Linked DNA regions of Mus musculus: regions 1 and 2 are each linked to region 3. The links are chromatin loops, found by intact Hi-C in ENCODE. Cell type or tissue: heart. All regions are shown on one strand.

Evidence for each region. Peaks named below come from ENCODE experiments on the same cell type or tissue, not always from the same donor. Only the 100,000 strongest peaks of a DNase experiment are listed, where the experiment ranks them.
Region 1: it touches region 3 in a loop (9-fold over the local background); 27 of 42 quality-filtered maps call a loop at or near these places.
Region 2: it touches region 3 in a loop (7-fold over the local background); 24 of 42 quality-filtered maps call a loop at or near these places.

Annotation. Positions count from the first base shown.
Region 1 is chr10:18,950,295-18,958,294 of GRCm38, forward strand. No RefSeq gene overlaps it. Among named protein-coding and RNA genes, the nearest start is that of Tnfaip3, 61 kb to the right of the region's middle. In heart, a CTCF peak has its summit at 3,568 (motif pointing right); no DNase peak of the experiment used is centred here.
Region 2 is chr10:18,912,340-18,920,339 of GRCm38, forward strand. No RefSeq gene overlaps it. Among named protein-coding and RNA genes, the nearest start is that of Perp, 71 kb to the left of the region's middle. In heart, CTCF peaks have their summits at 4,848 (motif pointing right) and 5,048; no DNase peak of the experiment used is centred here.
Region 3 is chr10:19,182,231-19,190,230 of GRCm38, forward strand. All of the region lies in intron 2 of Gm20139 (predicted gene, 20139), which reads left to right. Among named protein-coding and RNA genes, the nearest start is that of Gm20139, 44 kb to the left of the region's middle. In heart, a CTCF peak has its summit at 3,916 (motif pointing left); no DNase peak of the experiment used is centred here; H3K4me3 peaks cover 1,765 bases; H3K27ac peaks cover 1,213 bases; H3K27me3 peaks cover 1,332 bases.

The sequences.
Region 1 (8,000 bases), 230 kb before region 3:
ATGACTTCCCTTCCTTTCCATCAACTTTACACAGCTTATTTACAGGGCCAATCGCAGCCCAACATAATTTTATCTAATGTCTCCCTTCAAACTAGAGAAGCTAATAGTACTAATCTCATTGGATCTACACAAGGAACACTTTAGTTCATGTCTCAAAGTATTCAGAATAGAGCCTGCTGTACAAGGTTTGTGTAAACTTTGAGCTGTTTTAGAGACGTTGGTATAAAGGGAGAAAAAAGCTGTTTTCTAAAATTTTTATCATGCCCAAGACTGCCTGTTCTTATATCTGCTGGCAAAGGTCTGCTTTGAGGTCCTGACATTAATTATATTCTCAAGAATTTCATAGTAAGCCCCCAAAATGGATATAGGATGCTGTGAGCAAGGGTCAAAGAAAAGAAAAGAAAAGAAAAGAAAAGAAAAGAAAAGAAAAGAAAAGAAAAGAAAAGTCATAGAGTCATGTGTTAAGCAATTGGTTAACAATGGTAGCTTAGGCTTATTAAGCAAGCAGCATCTCTTACTGGGAGGGAGGGAGGGAGGGAGGGAGAGGGAGAGGGAGAGGGAGAGGGAGGAGAGGGAGAGGGAGAGAGAGAGAGAGAGAGAGAGAGAGAGAGAGAGAGAGAGAGAGAGAGAGAGAAAACTGCATTTGCATACTGTTCCAGGCATCTAGGTATGCTATGATGAACACAGATAAGAGATTATATATATTTTTTCAATGCTCAAATCCCCATCATCTGACCTTTCACCTGAATAACGGTTTTGGACCTGGGACAAATTATTAGGCCCTCTCCTTGGATACCCAGCTTCTCTCTTAGCACAAAACAAGTTCCCTTTCTTGGGACAACCTGTGTCCAAAACCTTTACTCCTGCCATTGGTAGTCTCATTACTGCTTAAGATCACTACGATTTTAAACCCTTTCATTCTTGGAATTCGAGTCTAAGTATGGGCTAACCACGTAATCTTCGATGGGCTGTTTTATCTCTGATCTTTGTTTCCTTCAATTTTGAGCATTTCATAAGGATTAGTCAATAGAGTGCTACTAGTATTATAGCAATACTTGGAGCTGTTGAAGGGTTGGGAAAATATCATATCATAGTCATAATAATATTGGTAGTATTTTTGAGGTCGTAGTATCTTATCATTAAACCTGTATAACTTTACTATGAAGTGGGCTCTATTTTTAACTTTGTGTCAAAACAAAACAAAATAAAATCACAAAAAATCAAGGCTTATAGAGACTCTTTTATCATTCAACTAACCTTTATAGAATGCTTTGTCTATAACCAGTTTTCTAGAAGCTCAGGATTCACCAGTACAAAACTTTCATTCTAGTAGAGAACATCAAATCAATGACTAAAACTACTACAGACTGTTCAGAGTTCTTCAAAGTAGACAACAGAGTCTTGTGGGAGTTTCTTAGATGGTTAGCTAACTCTCCATGGAGTAACCAAAGACGGAACAAGAAAGTATTCAGTTGTGAAGGCACTGCAGGGAAAGAGAAAAAAGTGTTCAAAATAAGATGGAACAATGCTGAAGAGCATCAGAAATGAGGTCTGCGGGTAATGAAGACACGAAGATCCCTCAGCACTGTGACAAAGAGCTGGACATTCATTTTCCTGCAATGGGGAGACTGACTAGGGAAAAAGCAGAACAATGATGATCTATCTAAGTTAAAACAGTTAAGTAACTATCTGATTTGGTGTGGTGAAAGGTTTATAAGGGCGTGTATGTGTGTGTGTGTGTGTGTGTGTGTGTGTGTGTGTGAGAGAGAGAGGGGGGGAGGGGGAGGGAGAGGGAGATGGGAGAACAGAAGAACAGGACTAAGGTAGATGAATGCATGTGAGTAATGAGACACCTGAATTTGATGTCTCACTGTATAATTCAGGCTGGCCTGGATCTCACCACGTAGTCCAGGCTTGCCACAAACTCATAGCAATCTCATATCCTAGATCTACCAAGTGTCAAGATGATAGGCATGAACACTCGGATGTTGTTACTTATCTTTGAGGTAGAGTCATTTTGACTGAATGATGGGTTTGGGGGGGGGGGATGAGAGAAAGCACTAGCCAGCAAAAGATCTCTAAGTTCAGCATCTAATCATCTTATAACCAATGATTAGAGTAAAAACAGGTTCTGAGAAAGAAATAGGGTATGCAAAGAAAGGAGGCACTTGAGTGAGGAGTTGAATGAGAGGGTTCCATGCAAGCGTCCAGATCTGGGGTCTGACAGGAGATAAAAATATGGGTCTGTTTGCATATACAGGAACTTAGAACCCGTGGCCTGAAGGAGAGAAGATACCCGGAGAAAAGGATCCTCCTCCAGTCTGAATGCTGAAAAACCCGAATCCTGATAGAAGAGACAGAGGTTAAGTGTCCAGGGATGTGAGGAGGGAAATTTGTTCCAGGTCATTAGTTAATAAGGAGTTGAATCCAAATTCTGAAGGCAGTGATTGTGAGGATTCCTGTGGGGTCAGACACAGAAAGAACCCTCTGCGTGGCCTCTGTGGCTCTTCCACTCCAAACTCCACATTTAGGCAGACTCTGAGAGATTCTCCCCTAGGTGGTCTCTAGGCACCATGGATGTTCCTAAAGCAGTCTAAAACATACAGGCATCTAGGTACTTCTTAAGGTGCTGTTTGGTAGATTGTAACACTACTACAACACCCATCTATATCTTCTCCCTCATTCACTCACTCATCCGTCAAATACTGCGTGTTTGCCATCAGATCCTGCAGTTCAAGCCCAGAGGATAACCTGGGAAATAACCCAGATGAAGTTTCTGCTCTTGCAGAGCTGATACTGGGAAGGGGGTTCCCCATTCCACCTCTGTGCCTTCATGGCTTCTCCATGGCTCATATTCATTCCCAGACTCACAAATGTTCTTTCTACCCTCCTCACCCTGTTCTTGCCCTCTACTTATTCAAATCCTCCATTTCTGTAGAAGACAGCATGTCTAAAAATAGCATGTTATGTTCTTGCTTGTGAGTACTGATCTATCTGCCTTTGGTTCTTGCTCCCTTCTGCAGAGATGCACACCTGCCTACAGAGAGATCAAGGGCCTCCCAGCAGACCCCAATATGGCAGCTTGTGCAGAGATAACAGATCTCTCTATATGCAAACTCATCAAAGAAGTAAGCCTAACAAAGCAGGCACATAGAAGGGGTTGGAATCTGAACCTTAGTGGGTGAATGTAGTGGGCATTGAGAGTTGCAGAGAAAAGAATGGAGTCAGAGGAAATAGTAAGTGGGATCTAACAAACTGCTTCAGGACACACAGGGAGAAGGCCAAGTCCAGGAGACCCAGGAAAGAGATTCTGGCTGTTCTAATTTATCCTACCTAGCACACTACCTGTCACTAGGATCAGAAACAGAGCTCTATTCTGTGCTTGTCTTAGGAGCCCAGGAGCAAGGGGAGCCTCCTGTAAGAAAGGTCAGTTCATCTTCAGCAGCACAAACTATATTAGGAACATTTTTCTGGGTGTTAACCTAATTAATACCAAAGCCTTCTCAATCACGGGGATTAGTCTAATGCTCTTCTATGAGTGGTGGGTCACTGGTGAGTTTTCTTATAGTCCAGTAGATGGAGCTATAGCTTTGAAAGGTTCTAGATGCTTCTATTGCTGTGCCCACAGGCTCTACCAAATGTAGGAAAGAAGGAATGAGGAATTAGCAATAGAAGAGTGTTAGTCAGTGTAAAGCAACTTGGTATAGAATCTGTGATTGTGTAGTTCCTGGTCTCAGTATCTGACCCCCAGAACACAATCAGTAGTGAATGAATACTGTGTCATCAGTTAGGAATAAAGTTAAAGTAACAATTCTCCCCTCCTTATTCTTTGTTTTGCTCTGATTGTTTGTATGTATATGCCTTTTGGACACTCATATCCAATTAAAATTTGGAATAACTATGTGAAACTTGCCTTCAGGTTCAAGTTGGTGCTTAAGAGAACATATTGGAAGAGACATACGCCCCAAAAAAAAAAAAAAAAAAAAAAAACAACAACAACAAAAAGCAACCAACCAACCAAACAAACAAACAAAAAAAACAAGAAAAAACCTGCTAGAGGCTCCCATCTGCTTCCCAGGCCCCAATACTGTGGCCTGGGCACTGTTTCTTGAAGGGTTTCCCTGCTACTTGCATCAGAGTTGTCGGATTTATTTGCCAAAATTCCGGTTCCTAGCCATACTCCAAACAATCAAATTTGGTTCTTTTGCAAACTAAGCGTAGAAATCTGTCTCAGATAGGAAGGGCAGCCAGCAATCACTTATCTGAATTCTCAAATTGTGAAGACTACTGAAGACTCTGGAAGGTATACATTTTTATTTTGTTTGGTTGTTTGTTTTATACACTCACAGTATAAAATCTGACCCATTTGCTATCTGAAGCCTAGTTCTCCATTTAGATTACCTGGCATAGAAATGCACACATCCTTTGTTATATAGATAGTAATGTGCTGGAGAAAAAGAATCTGCCCCTCACACTCTTGAGGACATCATGCAATGTATACTGAATTGTGACTCTAAAGTCCAAAGACTTTTTTGAGTTTAGAGGTATGGCCTAAATGTTTCAGATGATAGTCTTAAACTATGTTTTCAGGCCCTCTCTGAAGGTGATTTTTGAAGCAGGTATATTTCAGGTTCTGGGGTAGGGAGAGCCTAAATAAATAGTCTTGAGCAAGAGAAATAAAGATGCTTGCCACTAAACCCGATGGCCTGAGTTTAATCCCCAGAATCCACTTGACAGGAGAAAACTGACTCCTGCAAGTTGTCCTCCAACCACACAGTGTGCATAAGTATAAATATGAGTGTTCACAAACACACACACACACACACACACACACACACACACACACACACACACACACATACTTTTCTAACAAACAAACAAATAAAAAAAAATCTGGGGGGTTGCAATTCTCATCCCTGAAAATGAAGGATGATCTTAAAGACTTTTGATTCCTAAAATTTTGACTCTCATGTTTCTTCAATGAAAATTTTATTACTTGTATAAGTGTTAGATTATAGCACCTTACATAGTTTTGTTTTTAAATTTTGAAGAGAAAAATCTTTCTCTTTTAGATTTGTAAAAAGATTAATGGTGTGTGTGTGTGTGTGTGTGTGTGTGTGTGTGTGTGAAGGGAAAGAAATGTATTTAGGCTGTTTAATATTTTTATGTTCCAGGGCTGAGGGCATAGTTCAGGGTTACATGTTTGTCTGGCGCCAAACGATCCCCAACTTTGACCTCAGCATCCCATAAATTGAATGTGGTGAGGCAGAGACAAGAGGATCAGAAATTCAAGGTCATCTTTGGTTACATAGCAAGTTCAGTTCCAGGGCAGCCTAGAGTTAAATAAGATTCTGTCCAATAAGAAAGAAAGAAAAGAAAACAAAAGAAAGGAGAAAAGGAAAGAGAATAAAAGAGAAAAGAAAAGAAAAAAGAAAACTTTTGTGATCTAATGTATAACTACTAGAATCCAGAAGTCATGAATACAGAAGGAGTCATGGAATATTTTAGAACTCCATATAAGATATGGAGGACTAGAGAGGTAGACTAAAAGAAAACTGGAAATGCTTTCACTACCAGCACAGAACTTAATTAGGTCAAAAGTCAACAAGCTGCCTTCAGCAGAATTCTCATGATCCCAAAGCCACATGACTGGGATCTCTTTCTATATGGTGATGTTATAATTAATGATTATATAAAAAGCCCTATTAAGTTTTGAAACAAGATGTTAAAATGCCCAATTAAGACATTCATATAACACAAATTGGAACAAAACAAACAAACAAACAAACAAACAAAAAACGGAGGTCTAAGTTCACTTCCTCACGAACAATAGGCTGCGTTGTGTTCTTACACAAGGTGTCCATTGAAGTGCTGATGTCCAGCTCCTTCGCTGGAACCTTACTTGGAGATAGTAATGTTATACAGATAATCTGTGAACGTGTGAAATGCTAAATTAAAGGCTCTAGGATGAGCCCTGATCCACGTGCTTGTTTTCATATGGAAGGAAAGTCTGTGCTTGGAGATGCAGCTCCCTTGTTAAATTTTTTTTTTATCAATTCTTTGTGAGTAGTTTTACATCGTGTACCCCAATCCTACTCCCAGTTGTCTCCCCATCCTTTTATATCTTCCCCCAGCCCCACAAAAGCAAACAAATAAATAAAACATAAAAAAGCCTCATTGTGGAAGCTATAGTGTGTCACAGTGTCACACAGTACACATTTTGTCCACACTTCTTTACTTGCAAATGTTCATTGCAATGAGTCACTGGTCTGGTTCGACATCTCTGGCTTCTACTACACCATCAGTACTATCAGACTCTCCCCTGGACTCCTCTTGGATGTTCTGTTGTTAGCCTGTTTCCTGGAGATCCTGCAGCTTTGGCAGTTCATAGATGAGATCGATATTGGGGTGAGCCAACCCAAAGCCCTGGACTTGGGTTTGGATTTATAACAGTTTAAGTTGTTAACAACATAAATTTGCACAAAACCCTGTCCTTTAACTTCTCCTGTCCCCATGTTTTATTGTTAATGCCATTTACTTACTTATTTGTATATTGTGCCCCTTTAGGCCCTTAGTGGGCTTTCAGTTATCTTTAAGTCATTTGCTTATCACCATTATATTCTTGGGCTTTTTTTTGTACATGATTATAATTTTTTTCAATCAACTTCATATGTTTTCTTGTTGTCAGTTTCTTTCACTTCAACATGTAGGACTGGTTCCCTTTAGATTTCTCTTAACGAGTTTAATAATAGTAAAATACCACTGATTTTGTTTGGTTCAATACGTTTTCTTCATTCTTAAAAGACAGTCCTATGTGGCATAATATTGTTGTTGTACGCTAATTTCTTTCTCACATCCTTCTATCTCCTGACCCGAAAGATTTCTCCTAGAAAACCTACAAAGACTTCTACAGAATCTTTCTTGTGCAGTGAATTAATTTTCCCTTGATGTTTTCAGTGGCCTCCCCCGTATTTCAGCCCCCAGAATGCAGTGGTTCTTCTTTGCTTCCTTCATGTTAAGCTACTTGTCTATGGTGTTTCTCCTGAAATAGCTGTAGGTTTGCTAGAATAATTATATCAACAAAATAGTTAATCTAGGAGAGATGAATAAATAATCCCTAGAAACATATCACATGTTCATACAGAATTATGTGAGTAAATCAGTAATGACAAAAGAGATTAAATCATTGATCCAATACTTCCTAATGGATAAGAGTCTAAGACCTAAATATAAATTCTACCAAACATTTAAAGGATAATTAATACCAGTCCTTACGCTCTCAAGTCATCGAGGGAACAATTCCAAGCTGATTTTTCAAGGACAATGTTACCATGAAATGAAAGCTAGATGAAGTCTCTGAAGAAAAGGAAATGATAGATTACTATCCCTGATAAACATGGGCATCTCCTCAGTAAATATCTGCAGAACAGTTTCAACAGCCCAGAAATGAGATCAAACTCCATCATCAGAAAAAGGTGTTCCGGGGAGGCAAACATGGCTCAACATCTACAAACCAAAACTTACCATAGGGCTCAGCACAAAATGAAGGGTAACTAACACAAATATCTCTGTAGATGCAGGAAAGTCATTGGTCCAAGTTCAGTCAGTTAGATCGTCTGTAGGACAAAATCAAAGCTGACATGTTTATGGATGCGAAGTTACAAGTGCTTCCTTGTAAAATACTAGGAGCAACATGAGCATACTCACTCTCTTTTTTATTCAGTGCTGTACTGGAATGAAGTCCTAGCTAGAACCATTAGGCAAGACACAGATTGCGAAGGGAAGAGTAAAATTGTCTCTGCTTACAAATGACATCATCTTCGATATGGAAAACCCTAAACATGTCACCGAATATACTTAGAATAAATGAATTCAACACAGTTGCAGGAAACAAAAACCAATATGCAAAAGCTAGGCATGCTTTTACACATTAACAATGAATGTGTTACCAAGTACAATAAAATAAATAAGGAAAACAATCCCACTTAAACTAGTATAAA
Region 2 (8,000 bases), 270 kb before region 3:
TTTCATACTACCAAAAACAAAATAAGGGAAACACACACACACACACACACACACACACACACACACGAACACCACCAACATCAAAATAACAGACATTAACAATCATTGGTCATTATATCAATATCAATGGACTCAATTCCCTAATAAATGACATAGCCTAAAAGAATGGATGTGAAAATAGAATCCAGCATTCTGCCACAAGTAACACAACTCAGCAACAATTATAGATATTACCTCAGGGTAAAAGGCTGAAATTTTTTTTTTCTAAGCAAACAGACCCAAGAAGCAATCTGGAGAAGCCATTCTAATATCTAATAAAACAGACTTTCTCTAGCTGCATATGTATCCGAAGATGGCCTAGTCAGCCATCACTGGGAAGAGAGGCCCCTTGGTCTTGCAAACTTTATATGCCCCAGTACAGGGGAAAGCCAGGGCCAAGAAGTGGGAAGTGGGTGGGTGGGGGAGTTGGGGGGAGGGTCTGGGGGACTTTTGGGATAGCATTTGAAATGTAAATGAAGAAAATACCTAATTAAAAAATAAATTTAAAAAAGTTAAGCATAAAACAAAAACAAAAACAAAAACAAAACAAAACAAAACAAAACAAAACAAAACAAAACAAAACAAAACAGACTTTCAACCAAAATGTGTGGAGAGCTTTTGGGGCCACATTGTTGGAATTTGGTAGGAGTTTGCCATTGGGTTAAGTCATGGAAGAAGGCTCAGGCAGGAATTTGACTTTGGGCCAAGACTCAGGAAATAGGTTCAGATTAAGAATATTTACATTTGGGCTAGTGCAAAGTTCAGAACAGGCTCAGCCAAGGAGGAGTGTGTAGCATTTCTTTTATCTTGGTCATCCCGATGAGCCCCTAGAAACAGTGTTTATGAGATTTTGTTTATTGCCTTGCTTGTTCCTTGACTATTCCTGTTTATTGCCTTGTCTGTTCCTTGACCTAGAATTGGTATAAAGGCAAACTGAGAAAAAAATAAACCCACTCCAGCCTCAGAACTCGCTGGGGTCCTGCTACAGTGTTGTCTAATTGTCTTCTTTCCCTTTTAGTCCTGCACCCTCCATAGAGACCCTGTTGACTGACTGAGCTGACTTGGTCAGATGATGCCTCAATGTCGGGTTCCAGTAAGGGGGATCCAGAGAAGGACACAGCAGGAACAGGAAGTGCATGCAGAGGAAAATCTGGGCCAGAGGTGAGAAAACCCCTAAGAATGGGGCAAGGTAATGGTAGACCGCTTTTGGTATATATGCTTAAGGATATGCTTAAAGCTAGAGGCGCAAAGATAAGTCAGAGACAAATTACCCAGGTTCTGATTTTTATAGGAGAAATCTGTCCTTGGTTCCCCGAGGAAGGTACAGTAAGTTTATAGACATGGGAGAAAGAGGGAGAAGGGATAAAAGGGTACTATACAACACATGGCCCTGAAGAAAATTTCCATAGATGCTTTTAGCCTTGGGACCTTAGTAAGGAATACCTTAGATCCTAGACATGAAAGTGTAAAATTAAGTAACATATTGGAAGATGCAGAAAGTGAAAGAAGAAGAAAGACGAATCTGTTCCATCTGCATCTCCTATTTCTGAGTTTGTAGACAAGGCAGGAAAGAGTGGTGAGCCACTTGACCCCGGAGACAAAACTGAATCGAAGAAAGGGGCTGCTAAGTACCATAATGAGGACTGGCCTCCATTTCAGGAGTCTCTTAAGGTATTTTTTGCAGTCAAGGATATCCCAGGGACAGAAGAAGATGAAACAAAAAGAATTATCTGGGCTTGTTGAATAATTTCAGCAAGTTCTCAGAGAACAAAAGAGTGGTGAAAGTTCAGATTCTGAGGAGAACGTAGTGCCAAACATGAAGATTTTGCCTCCTCCAGTGACTTTCAAGCGTAACCAAATAATCATCAGAGGTGGGTGACAGAGGGAACTGCATGAGAGAGGGAGTGAGGAAGGGAACAGGGGTGGCGATGAGGTGTGCCGAGAGGAAAGGGCCGGGACTGAAAATAGAAACAGGTGGGGGCATCTCAGGGAGTAGCTGGAGACCTGGGACTGGAGAGACTCCGGGGTGTCTTTGGGGGTGACCTTAACTGAGATTTCTACCAGAGGAGCCTATGAAGGCTGAAGTGGCCATCTCCTGTAATCAGGCAGGAATTCCAGTAGAGGGAGGGGGACATCAAACCACCCACAAAACCTTCCACACAAAATTTGTCTGGCCTAAAGTTGCACAGGGATAAAGATGAAGCAGACACAGAGGGAATGGTCAACTAATGACTGCTTCAACTGGATACCCATCCCATGTGAGGGCCAACCCCTGTCTGCTATGCTTGCAGACAGATACTTAGTATAACTGTTTCCTGAAATGCTTCATCCAGCAGGTAATAAGAACAGATGCAAAAACCCACAGTCAAGCATCAGGCAGATCTCAGGAAGTCATGTGGAAGAGTGAGGGATAGAATTGAGAGAGCCGAAGGAGTCAAGGACACCATAAGAAGACCTATAGAGTCAACTAACTTGGGCCCGCGGGGGCTCAAAGAGACTGATCACCAACCAAAAGGCATGCAGGGGTTGGACTTGGGTCCGCTGTGCATTTGTAGTAGATGTGCTGTTTCATGCTCATGTGTGTTCCCTAAGCATTGGAGAGGGAGGGCAGTCTCTGACTTTGTTGCCTGCCGTTGCCCCTCCCTCTAACTGGGCTGCTTGGTTGGGCCTCAGTAGGAGAGGATATGCTGAGTTCTGCTGGGACTAGATGTCCCAGGACAGGGTGGTACCAAGGGGGCTTCCCCTTCTCTGAGGAGAAGGGGAGGGACTGATGGGGGTTGGGATTTGTAAGGGTGGGACTGAGAAGAGATGAAGGAGGGGTTGCAATCAGGATGTAAAGTGAGTAAATAATTTAATTAAGTCAAAAGAAAAAAACCTGAGTTTAGACACATAGAGACAGTTCATTTCTGTAAATGAAAGGTTCTGAAATCCAAGTTCCCTGATGCCAACCAAGCCCCAGCCTTGTAAAATCTTTCTAGGAAATAGTAAGTAGTCAACCCTAGTTAGGTAAATTCTTTTTTTGCACAACTATGTCTAGTCTAGTTGTAGGCTTCATTTGGAAATTTTCTGCAGGCCAACTACTCAATTGTAAGAGATGGCTAGCAGCAAGATCCAGGAGGTTAGAACTCAAGGTTGATGATGGAGGTGACTTCTAGGCAGGTCTCCCTGATGCTTGACAGCCTTGTTTCTGTTCCTTCTCATATATTCCCAACATAGTCATCAGTGATCATGGAAACAAGGCCAGAACGTGCCGTTTCTGAACCTGAATATTCCCAAGCCTGAATATAACTTCAGTGACAAGATGGACGCCACTTTTCCGGGTGCCTCCGATTCCAGCACATGACACTTCATTGAGGGGAAACTAGAGAGTGGTACCGATGAAGACTTCAGTCATTGTAGCTTGTTGTCCATAAGGACTTCGGTCTTCATAGCTCACATTCACAGAGAACTATGTCACCATAGGAACCTCGGTCATCACAGCTCACACTTCACAGGGCCCTCTGCTGCCATAGTTCACTGCTCATAGGGACCTCAGTCACGATAGCTTACTGTTCACAAGGGCCTTGGTCACTATAGTTCACTGTCTGTGGGGACCTCAGTCATTGTAGTTCAGTGTTCATAGGGATTTCGGTCACCATAGCTCACTCTTCACAGGGCTTTTTGTTGAGATTCTCCTTTAGGCTACAACATCCTGTTCTTGGATGACCTAAAGCCACCGTCTTAGAGGATTTGCCATTCAGTTTTCAATCAAAGCAATTCTGTAAATTCACACTAAAAACGAAGCAAAGGAAGTAGAGGCTACACTTGAGTGAAAGCCCTGTCCATCTGATGCCATCTCCAGAGACAGCATCTCCTCTCCACTTCTCGCACTCCAGTCAGTCTCTAGCCCCTTGTTAGAACAACTGGATCTACTTTCTGGGGTGAGGCAGAGACAGACAGACAGGTAAATAAAAATGCAGAGACACACACAGTGTCTCTGGAGGGAGAGGATGAAAAAAAGGGAGAGGGAGAACCTGGTGTACGGTTGTACCAAATAAGAGGAAAAGGAAGACAGGATGGAGGAGGATTTAAAAAGGATTAAGAGACACAGTGGATTTGCTGATGGGTTGTGGAATGAAAAATGGTTTTCAAGGTCCTCTGAGTTGCTTTGGGGAGTAGTATCATTGTTCATAGTCTCTCTCCCTCCCTCTCTCCCTCCCTCCCTCCCTCCCTCCCTCCCTCCCTCCCTCCCTCCCTCCCTCTCCCTCCTTTCTCCCTCTCTGTCTTTCTCTCCCCCTCTTTGTCTCTGTCTCTATCTGTCTTTCTCTCTCTCTCTCTGTGGGAAAAGTTCCTTGCTATAGAAAAAATATGTATCTGTACCATTATATCAAGTATATTTTACTTTTACCTTTAAAATCTCTCTCTGAGGGTTAGGGGTATAGTATAGTGGTACAGTGTTCATCCAATCACCAGCATTGCCAACAGCCAGTTCCATGCCCCCTTTTGCTAGTCCAGTAAATTTAAAATTAATCAGGGCGAGCTGAAAGGGAGATTCAGGAATCCACAAATCCTATGGAAGAGTTTACAGGCTGTGAACTTACAACAAAGATTTGTTTTAGGCTCAGATTTTTCTGTATTCAATTTGGGAACAAACTATTCCATCTGCCTGAGAGAAATAAAAATCTTAAGGGGAAGGAGTAGCTTTGAACACTGGGACTTTAACCATGAAGAGAGACAATATCAATTATTGCTCGCCTATAGTCAAGCAGGACCCAGTTCACTGTCAGACACTTGAAACAGTCTGAACCCAGCTATTTGGTTGAGTATATAAATTGACCACCAGATGGCAGCATATGATTTTTAAAAGAAACACTACTCCCCTCCCCCCACCTTCCAGCCCCTGCACACCACCCCCACACCTCCAAAGTGTACACAGAGAGGTAGACATCACCCATAGTGAACATTTTTCTTCTTGTTCCTAAAATTGGAATGAAATGAGGAATAACACAGAGAAGTAAGAAACAGAAGGAAAGAAGTAAGCTGAAGGAAACGTGGGAGGGAGAAGATTTAAAAAGAAACTAAAAGAAAAAAGAAAAAAAAGAAGCATATCCAACTAGATGACAGTTCATCACAAACGACAACGGGCGGGCTGCTGATGTAGGAAAGTTCCGAGGGAGGAAACGGTGCTATAACCACAGGCATTCACAGCCTACATGTGTGAGTGAGTACAAGATAGACTCTTGACCTTCTTCTAAAAGCAGCTGTCTCCTTGGGAAACTACAAGAATGAGTTTACATTTTCAACATGTTTTCTTTTCTTTAAGGCTCGAGTTACCTGAATTCTCCATTTGTATTTGAAACTTATTTTAATCAGTGTTCTTCAAGGAGGTCATGCACACTGGATTCCATGGTTGGACATGCAAGTAAGGGAAGTGACTCAAGACAGCAGAAAGTATTCAGACACATACCAACAGGGATGCATCCATGTAATAAAGAGGAAAGACACACACCAACAGGGATGCATCCATGTAATAAAGAGGAAAGACACACACCAACAGGGATGCATCCATGTAATAAAGAGGAAAGACACACACCAACAGGGATGCATCCATGTAATAAAGAGGAAAGACACACACCAACAGGGATGTATCCATGTAATAAAGAGGAAAGACACATACCAACAGTGATGTATCCATGTAATAAAGAGGAAAGACACACACCAACAGGGATGCATCCATGTAATAAAGAGGAAAGACACACACCAACAGGGATGCATCCATGTAATAAAGAGGAAAGGAGAAGGAGCTTTGAGCCAAGAAGCTCATGACCTGAGAGGGATTCTCGGGATCTGTCTCTGACTCTCCACGGACCACAACCACTACCCAAGACCATTCTTCAACTTCTTCAACTACTCTCTCTTTCCTAACTAACTAGTATGTCTCGAGAGTGTAAGATGGGACAGATCTCACATAGTGGTGATAGGCTTGGGCATTGAGGCTTCTTTGAGTAGGGCTTTCTACCTCTACAGTAACGACATCTTGGATTGGATAATTCTTTGTGTACTCTTTCCATTATAGCATAGTTAGTAGCCTTCTGGCTGCCACTTGCTGGATGCCAATAATACACCCCTACCTAGTTTATGGCATCCAAAAGCATCTCTAGACATTGACAAGTGTTGCCTGGGCAGGAGATTTGCTACCTTCCCTGTTTTGGAACCTCTGCTCTAGAAAGACTCTAATTATAGGGATGAAAGACATTATAAAGGCTCTGCTTTCTTGCTTTTCTTCTCTTGGGAAAAATTCTTTCTGAATCAAAAGAGAAATGTATGCTCAAATATCCAGTAGAGATTTGCAAGTATTAAAGCCATTCACAAAATGTGTTTCTTATGGCTAGGATAATGTTCTCTATATGAAATAAAAGCAACCAAATATATCATTATAAATATTGTGTTAAGCAGAAAGTGGCACATGATATGCTAAGGCACACAGGTAATAAAAGTATTTATATAGAGAAAACCAACTAATGCTGATTGAAGCTTTATTGGGTACCAGATACATTTTTTTGTACATTTCTACTCGTGTTATATAAGCATACAACATCTCTATGCAGATATATCATTTGCATTTCAGATGAAGATAATGAGACTGAGAAGAGTGTAATTACTACCTCAGAATTCTATTTATAGTCAGAGTGGAAGAGCAGATTAAAACTCTGATCATGTTCTATCTCTGGACATGAACTCTTACACATCTTACTGTTGAGTTGGGCATGGACATAGGAAAGGAATATAATGTCAAAAACATGGTTGATGCAACTTAAAAGTCATAGAGGTTGCAAGAAACTCTGCCTCAGACAGGAATGTATGATATTTTTTTGGGATGAGATAAGGGCTAGGAAGATGGGATGGAGAGGTGGGAATGGGGCTACCCTTTGAGGAGTAGTGGGATTGTAGAATAGTGCAATGGACGACCTGTTTATGTTTCTTCCTTTTTGAATTCACATTGTGGAACCACGGTCCTAATAAGATGGTGTTAGGAACTGGGATGTACTGCCTTTGGAACTTAAGTGTGTCAGGATGGCAGAACCTCTGCAATGGGACTACTGCTCTTATGAGAGAGCTAGCTTACTCTCCCTTTTCTCCATTGTGTGACAATATCCTTCTAAGAAGTCAGCTATCTAGAAACATGAGGAGACAGACTCTCATGAAAATTTGTGTCGCCTGGGACATACATATATTGGACTTTCTAGCCTCTATAAGTATGGGGAATAACAGATTGTCTACCTGTAATTTATTATACTAAGACACATATGGAGATCTAGGGTGAGGAGCCCATCCCAAGACAAGGAAGTCATCAGGTTATAAAGGGAGATTAGTACCAGAGGGCAGGTATCATAATCTAACAGGTCAACAGTATGGATCTTATTCAATTGTTATTTTTAAAAATTGAGAAATCTTGGGAGGGGGGAGAGATTTGGATTTCTGAGTATTCTTGAACTAGAAGTGGCAACATAGTCTTAATCTTTATATCTCAGTTCTTTGTCACAATCAAAGACATGCTGCTGACATTAATGAGATTTGAGTTCTCTACTCTACCCAAATTCATATCATATCCTGTTCATTTACTCTCCTCTCTCTTGCTTGGATTTTCTGATTAACTCCCACGAACAGAATAATTTCCAATCTTAAATATAAAAACATATTTGAGAAATGTATCTGCTAACACAATTGTATGATTTCTCTAATAGCCCTGTGAAGATGAGACAGCCTGGTCATGGTGGTATACACCTGTAATTCCAGACAAAGTTAAGAACAGAGGATTGCCATGAATATAAGGGCATCCTTGTCTCTTGCCATGTGACTGCTGTGACTACAGGCATACGCCACTGCATGTGCTTTTATACCCAGATAGTCTAGGCATCCAAACTCGGGTTGTCAGACTTGCATGGCAGCTTTTCCTTGCTGATCCCTTCCTGTTATCCCTG
Region 3 (8,000 bases):
GGATCTAGCAGTTGCTCCGTCCCACAAGGTAAGCAAGCAATCAAAGAAGAGAGAGAATAAATCTTCCTTCTTCCAATGTCCTTATGTAGGTCTCCTGCAGAAGTGTAGCCCAGATTAAAGGTGTGTGCCACCACACCTTTAATCCCAGATGACCTTGAACTCAGAGATCTCCCTGTTTTAATCTTCTGGAATTCATAGCCACTATACTGCAAGATCTCCATGCCAAGATCCAGGTCAGAAACTTGTATCTCCCAGACACCAGATTAGGATCACTGGTGAGCCTTTCGATTCTGGATTGTAGTTCAGTCCAGATATAGTCAAGTTGACCACCAGGAACAGCCACTACAGCTCACGAAATTTTCTATGCTCTCTATGTACTCTGGTTTTCTGCTAATTTTACTCACAAACTGGTTTAAATGATATCCTTGAAATAATAGTTCAGTGAATAAAATACATATTACTGAGGAGACTTTAGAGCCATTACGAAGACCAGTATTTTCATATTGACCCCATAGGGTTATCCTTCCTTTTACTTAAGAAAGAACAGAATGTTGCAACCTAGAGAACCTTGGAGACACTCAAGCTGTAGACCATGTACCAGTCAGTTTGACTGCTGTTAGAAGGGTCCCTGCCTAGTTCTGTTTACTATCCCTTCTTATTCTGTTGTTGTTCTTATAGGAAAAGAGTATGATTTCTATTCTCCACATAGAGATATAGACTTTTAAATTTCTAAGATTAGAATTACTTAGTAGAAGAAGAAGGGAATGAAAGAAAATAAAACTTGAGACCTGTGATTCATGTAATTTATGTCAAATAGCCCAAAGAGTTGTTTGTGAGCTTTGAAACCTGGGGCTGAGAACATAGCAGAACAGGCCAGGACATGCCCGGGCAGGCCCTTCGTTAAGATATTCCTGAGGCTACTAGGCCATAAAGATAAAGAGAATGACATGTTCGGGCTGGCCCAGCATCTCCCTATCTCCCGCCCTTCTGACCTAAGTTAAATGTTATCTGCATGTACAGTCTGCTGATGTATAAATGGACCAACCATGTGAAATCACGCCAATTCCTCCTCCAGCCCTAAACCCTTTTCTATAAAAACCCCTAGCTTCCAAGCCTCGGGGTCGAATCCACTGTCTCCTGTGTAAGATATGTTTCCGACCCGGAGCTCCGCTATTAAACTACCTCTTGTATTACATCAAGATGGTCTGTTCGTGATTTTTGGGTGCACGCCGAATCGGGAACAGAGTGGGGGTTTCCCCACTAGGTTCTTTCATGTCCACAGCAGGGGTGTGTTTTTCTAGACACAATTTTTTTTCTCCCTTCATTAACATTATTTATCAACTTTTAAGAACATTGTATAGCAGTCAGGCATGGTTGTTTACCCTGAAATCCTTGAATTTGGGAATCTGGGGAGGGAGGATTGATGCACGTTTAAGGACAGTCTGGGCTATACAGGGACATCCTGTCTCAAGACTCTCCAAATGATATATTGTAGGCTTGTGTGTCCCTAGTCCTCTCTGCCATAGGGCAGGGCAGGCTGGGGAGGCAGAATGTAGGGAGCTTGACTGTGCTTATCTCACAGGAGTGTTGGGTTGTAGGGAAGCCCCAGGAGGCACTGCTCCTGGGTAGGAAAGCACTATCTGAAATGTGGGGAAGCAGGAGCTGTCTGGGGGTCTCTGGGCCTACAATGAGGCCAGGGCTGTGGGGTTCTCAGGCTCCTGGACATCCAGGCACCCCTGGGAGTTGTGGAAGAGCTGAGAACAGAGTGGGGGGCCTCAAGGGATGGGTCTAGGGGGGTGTGAGGGTAGGGAGGGGAGCTCTAGGAGTGCAGAGAGAGAGGCCTTCTATGAGAGATTAGGCAGTGGCTCTGTAGGTGAAGGCCTTCTCCATGGCTCCCTCCGGCAGATCTTGATGAAAAGAGTCAGTCCATAGTTCTGAATTGTTTATAGCCGTTGTGGAAAGTGAATGCATAAAACCATGCCCCACTTCTCAGGGTGGGCCTGAGATTAAATACCTTTTTTGGGGGAGGCTTGTCTGGGAAGGGAATCTTATTGGCAACGCCCACCCCCCGGCCTCTAGGTACCACATTGGCATGGAGATCTCTTTTCCTCTTGTGTTGGTCTGAAATGTTGTGGATGTCTCATCAAAATCTGGAAGGGCTTGGGGCTTTGCCCTCATGTGACTGATGGCCACAGATCTATGGGAGAGGGCTGTGTCTATGTGACAGGGGCCTGGTGCCCCAAGCAGGCAAAGCTCCTACCATCCCTTCAGGTCTCTGGGGCTTCCAATCCTTTAGCTCAAGGGAGGACCAGGCTACCTCTCACAGTCCACTGCTTATAAAATCACAGTATATTCCTTATAAAATCTTCATGGTAACCTGAGGCTGTTCCTGGACAGCTGTTCTCTCTATTTTATCTTCCTGGGTCCCTTAAGACATTTACATTTTAACCCTAGATCTATTTGTTTAACCAGATAGTAGATTCTTCTAAGCTAAAATTTAAGACATAGGACACCATAAACATGCTTTAGCCCTTGGGGGCTGAGGATTGTGGGTATTGTTGGGTATGTGAGAGTTACTATAAAGATGAGTAAGTCTGGTTCCCCTCCCCGCATTGTTCTCCAGTCTTTGATGGGACCCTTTACTCAGTTTCTGCTTCATGCCATTCAGATCTTTTACACAGTCTACTCATTAAATGACACTTTTAGGTGGTTATGGTCTTGTTGATGTTGAACTACAGATAACGTAGAAGCAAAAAGCAGACAGGCCGTCCACGGCAGAGCTAAGCAAGTTGTTTTGACCGTAACCCACAGCAGATGTTACCGTCAGGACTCTGTGTACTGTGATGTACTCTGATCTAGTCCCTCCCCATCCCATGATGCTTGCTACGGCCTACAGAGTTGAGTTCTCAAGCAAAACTGTGCTCCGTTTCATGTGCTCTGTGGTTTATGAAGCTCAAATAGCCAGGTTTAAGAAGTTTTGGTTTCTCTTAAGAAATATCTGGTGTCACTCATGGAGGCTCACACCTCCTGTAATTCTACCACTTGGGAGACTAAGACGGAAATAGTGCTGAGATTTCAAGGCCAGCCTGGATCTTAAAACACCAAAGCAGTTGTTTTTATTTGTTTTGTTTTGCTTGTTTGTTTGTTTCATTGGTTGGGTTTTTTTTTTTTTCTCCTTATTATGAAGACTCCTTATCTATTCATCAGTTGGGATCTCTTGTCATATTCTCTCTCTCTCTCTCTCTCTCTCTCTCTCTCGGTTTAGTATCTTGAGTTAGGGCCTTACTGAGTATTCACGATCCTCCTGCCTCAGTCTCCTGAGTGCCAGGATTTCAAGTGTATGATACCATGTCTAGCTTGGCCAGAGCTTTTTGTTTTAAAATACAGTGTCGTGGATAGAGGAGACAGTTTTGCTCTATTGGAGTCTTATCTACTGAAACTTTTCTACTCGCAGTGGAGTCCTGGAACTGGAGAGAAATTCCGAGGGCAGGTCAGAAGCCTCCACTCCAGGGTGTCCCAGTTAAACCTTTCCAGGTTTAGACTGGGAATCCTGATAAAGTAAGTCACAAAAACGTTAGCTCTTTTCTCTTTTCAACATGCCCCTCTGCACAGCACTGGCCTCCAGCGTGGTTTACCAGCGATCAGCTTGCTGAAGTTTTGATGTCCCTGCAAAGTGCCCAGGTGGCTTGTTTTACTTTGTTTTGAGTTCCCCTGGCGTTCCTTCCAGGTCGCAGTTGCACGGTTGATTTGTTGACTGTGGTTTGAGGTCAATAAGAAGCTTATTCTAGAGAAAGGTGGAGAGAAAACAAAACAAAACAACCACCCAAGATTCAATTGCCCGCGTCAAACAGCTGAGGAAGCTGAGTGTTGTCAGTGGTCGTGAAAAGGAAGAGTGACGTCACTCATTGGTGAAGCAGAGTCGTGTGCTGCCATCTATTGGTAATTCTGTAAAACTGCAGGGTTTAAGCTTTTAATGCCACTTGTTTTAAAACTATCTTGGGAGTGGGGGAGAACTAAGATTCATTTCACCTGCTCTCTAAAGTTCTCCTTCCCAAGCAGCCTAGATCTAGTTAAAGACACTGTGGCTGGCAATGACCTATCTTTAACCCGGAAGAAGCTCCTCAATACGGGAGACCAAAGGGACGGGGGGAATTCCCACACCGGCTCCTGACTGTCCAAGCCGACACACTTCCCCTTCAGGATGGTTTGAGGGAAGAAGAGCCTGTCTGCACGTCTGAGAGATTTCAAAGAACACTCTGTTCTTATCCTTCAGATCTCTGATTGCTTCATGGGCTTTCTGAGAGCGTGTGCAGAGGGGAGCTTTTACACCAAACAAAACAGCTCCTGGGTGTTTGATGCCTGATGCTTCTACGTTCTCCAGTGTCTGGATGGTTTGTCTTTGAGTGAAAAAGGACATTGCATTCCCACCACTTCCATTATCAAAGAGGCTCAGTTCATTCACAAAAGGAAATTGATGCCTAAATAAAGTTAACAGAATTCTATGTTTAAAGGGTTTACACTGGAAAAAATAATCACTTAGTGGCAAATACAATTTAACTAATTAGGCAACTATGTATACTTGTGAGATTTATTTCAAGGGAAATGAATGGCCATGGTTCTGTGGTTCTGTGTGTTTGTGTGTGTGTGTGTGTGTGTGTGTGTGTGTGTGTGTGTGTTTGTGTGTGTATAGATAGATAGATAGACAGACTCTTCTTGTTGGATGCTCAGATACATAAATGAGCAATGAAATTAAAATCTTTAGCCCTAAAGCCACAACAGTAGGAACTGGTAATAAGTAGTTAGGTGGAAGCATGCAGGGAAGGAAGGTGTGTGGAGGGGCAGGTCACCATTTTTTTGGGGGGGGGGGGTGATCAAGGTGTGCCTTAGGAAAACTGCATCTGAACAGAGACTCCAAGTGTGTGGAAGAGTTAATCTTGTAGGCATGAATAGGAATATACTAGATGTGGGGGTCAGAGGGAGTTTGTGCAAAGGACCCAGGCTGTGTCTGGAATGGTAGTCTGAGACAGTGTTCATGGTAGTACAGAGGGACAGGTTGGGCAACTCCTCTTGAGGAAGCTGTCTTGCCCTTCCTCCTCCAGCAGTAAGACTTACACCCAGGGCTTCATGCACGCACGCTGGGCAAGCAAATCTACTAAGCTATACTATAACTTTGGGTTTTAGTCTTAAGTGCAAGGAGTCACTACTGTCTTAAACCAAGGAACCCTGTAATTTTGCACAGCTCTTACAAGAGTTACTCCAGCTGGCCCTTTTAGATAGAAAATAGGCAAATAGGCAAGGTAGGAGATCCATAGGAGACCTAAATTCAGTCAAGCTAGGGACACTGTTGGCTTGCACTGCATTTATAATGGGGTAGGGGGTTGAGAAATGATGAGATTCTGTACGTCAAAATTTAATGACAGATTCATGAGAGCTATGCAAAAGAGTGGTCCAGGACACAAAAACCCCAGGATTTTTTGTCCTGAGCACTGGCAGAAAACTGGCACCATATGGATCTGGGAGATGGCTAGGCAACCCTTACATGCTAGACACAGAACACAGTGAGTTCTCTTAGTTTTCCTGGAGGATACCTGGTCTGGCTGTCTGATCTCATTTGCATATGCAGCCAGAAGCGACCATTTTCAACCTTTCTGACCATAATTCTCCTCAGCTAACGTTTCTAGAGGAGTGCGGTGGGACATGCTGTAAACCAACACTTAGTAGGCAGAAAGATCCCGGCTTGTGAGGCCAGCCTGGGGGTTGTTTCAGCAGCCCTGTGGATGCTAATGTTCCTGCTATAAAATGGCTTAGTATTTGTACACACTCTTCTTCCTGTTGCTTCCAATCAGCTTGGGACAACTCACTGTGCAGGTGGTGGAATGTGGCTTGTAGAATCCATGGACACGGAACTGACTAAGCTTTGTGCTTTATGCCTGGACTGTGTGCTTCGCCTTCTTCCTTCTCTTTCAGAGAAGCCTGATCCACCCTCGCAGCAGCAGCAGCAGCAGCAGCAGCAGCAGCAGCAGCAGCAGCAGCAGCAGCAGCAGCAGCATTGGGTTTCCACCAGGTGTCCACAGTCAGGAAGAGCGGAGATTCTCAGGCTCCCTGCTTCCCAGCAGCAGCCCTGCCTGGGATTTGCGTTGCTTGTGTATCTGCCCACAGTCAGGAACAGCGGAGACTCTCCGGCTCCCTGCTTCCCAGCAGCAGCCCTGCCTGGGATTTGCGTCGCTTGTGTATCTGCTTCAGAGCTCTTCAGAGGGAGAGGTCTGCAGATGTCAGCTTAGACTGTGCCTCTTACTCTCCTCTTCTGCCTCAATTTTTCTTTGTTCTTTCTACTTTCCTTGTTCCTGGGTGGGGTGTGTGAGTTTCTTTTTTACTGTCCCCGGGACGGAAGCCAGCGTTTCATGTGACCTAGACAGGTGTTTTGCTGCTGAACTCTGCTCCCAGCCCCTTAAACATCCGCTCACTTTTTTTTTTAGTTTTCACTGCATTCTCAAATTTACTCTAACTCCAGGGGCTGGCCTGTGTATTTTAGAATGATTGTATTATAGAGAAAGCAGCAAATAGGAAAATAAAATATGCAAATTCTGTAGCTATGCAGAGGTAGAAACAGCTGCTTTTTACCCTATGAAGAAAAGGGTTGTTTACCAACATGCCTGTTTACAAATATGTCTGCATATCAGTATGCCTGGCCTTCCTCAACAGCTCTATCTTTCAGGGTTGTGACAACCAAAGAAACATCCCCGACATTGCTAAATGTCACTAGGTGGTACCACAGCCCCGGCACACACTTCTCATAACGTGGGCATCGTGTACAATTACACTTGGCCACACACTCTTTGATGTACTCTATAAGGTCTCACTCTGCCTTCCCTGAGTCTCCCACTCCTTCCACATTTCTCTGTGGTCCTTTTTGTCTTGATGGAGTGGGCCCTGCTTCTTCCTAACCACTCCATTTGTTTGTTACCTTCACAGGTACCCTAGCCACAAGCGCTCTCCCAGGTCTTAGGTGTTTACAGTGGAAGGAAGCAACTGTTCCTTTATGGACCGTCTGAATGCTATCTTGATTTAGTACTTTCCTTCTTAACTTAAGAAATATTGTTTTGTTGACGGTAAAGCTGATGATGGAAAAACTTTAAAAAAAAAAAGTTTTAGATGCCAAAATAATGCTTGGCAGAAAATCCTGGGAAACTCCCAGGTTAGTGGGGAAATTACTGGTTTTGTATGATACTATAAACGGTCACTAATCCTGAGAGGAGACGGATTTGCTGGATTGCAAAGGGGAAAAATGAGAAAAACAAAATTTGTTATGAAACATTATCTGAATGGTATGATTATGCAGTGGCAGAATAGGAGTTCAGTCTTCCATGTTATAATCAGAGAAAGAAAGTTAGGACTCCTCAAAAAGTCACCGAACGTGACCCTCTCACTGGGAAAACAGCAAGGCAGGATCACCAGCCATACAACAGGTAGAAGCAGCATTGAAAGTTGGGTTTAAATTCACATTTCTTTGTTCCCTGATGTTTGATGACATTTCGTTCAAAATGTTGCAAACTAAACAGGGACCTTTTTCTAAGTGTGAACCAGTGCAGCTTACAGAAGTGTCTTGTATTCTGCCCTGAGGCTCATGTTCTAGCTCCTACACCTCCTTCCTTCCTTCCTTCCTTCCTTCCTTCCTCCCTCCCTTCCTGCCTTCATTTCTTCCTGCCTTCATTTCTTCCTTTTTTCCTTTCTTCTTCTTTTCTTTTCTTTCTTTCTTTCTTCCTCCCTCCCTTTCTTTCTTTCTTTCTTTCTTTCTTTCTTTCTTTCTTTCTTTCTTTCTTTCTGTGTTTATAAAATATCATTCCATTAAGGAATAAGAAATCTTGATGTATTTGGAGTTCTGGGGTTGCTTCTTAATGTCCCTTTCAGCATGGCAAAGCAATATATCACCACTGCTTCTTTTAAAAAGGAAATAAAATCCTAAGGACAAGTACAATAGAGCGCCTGTATCCATAGAGCAA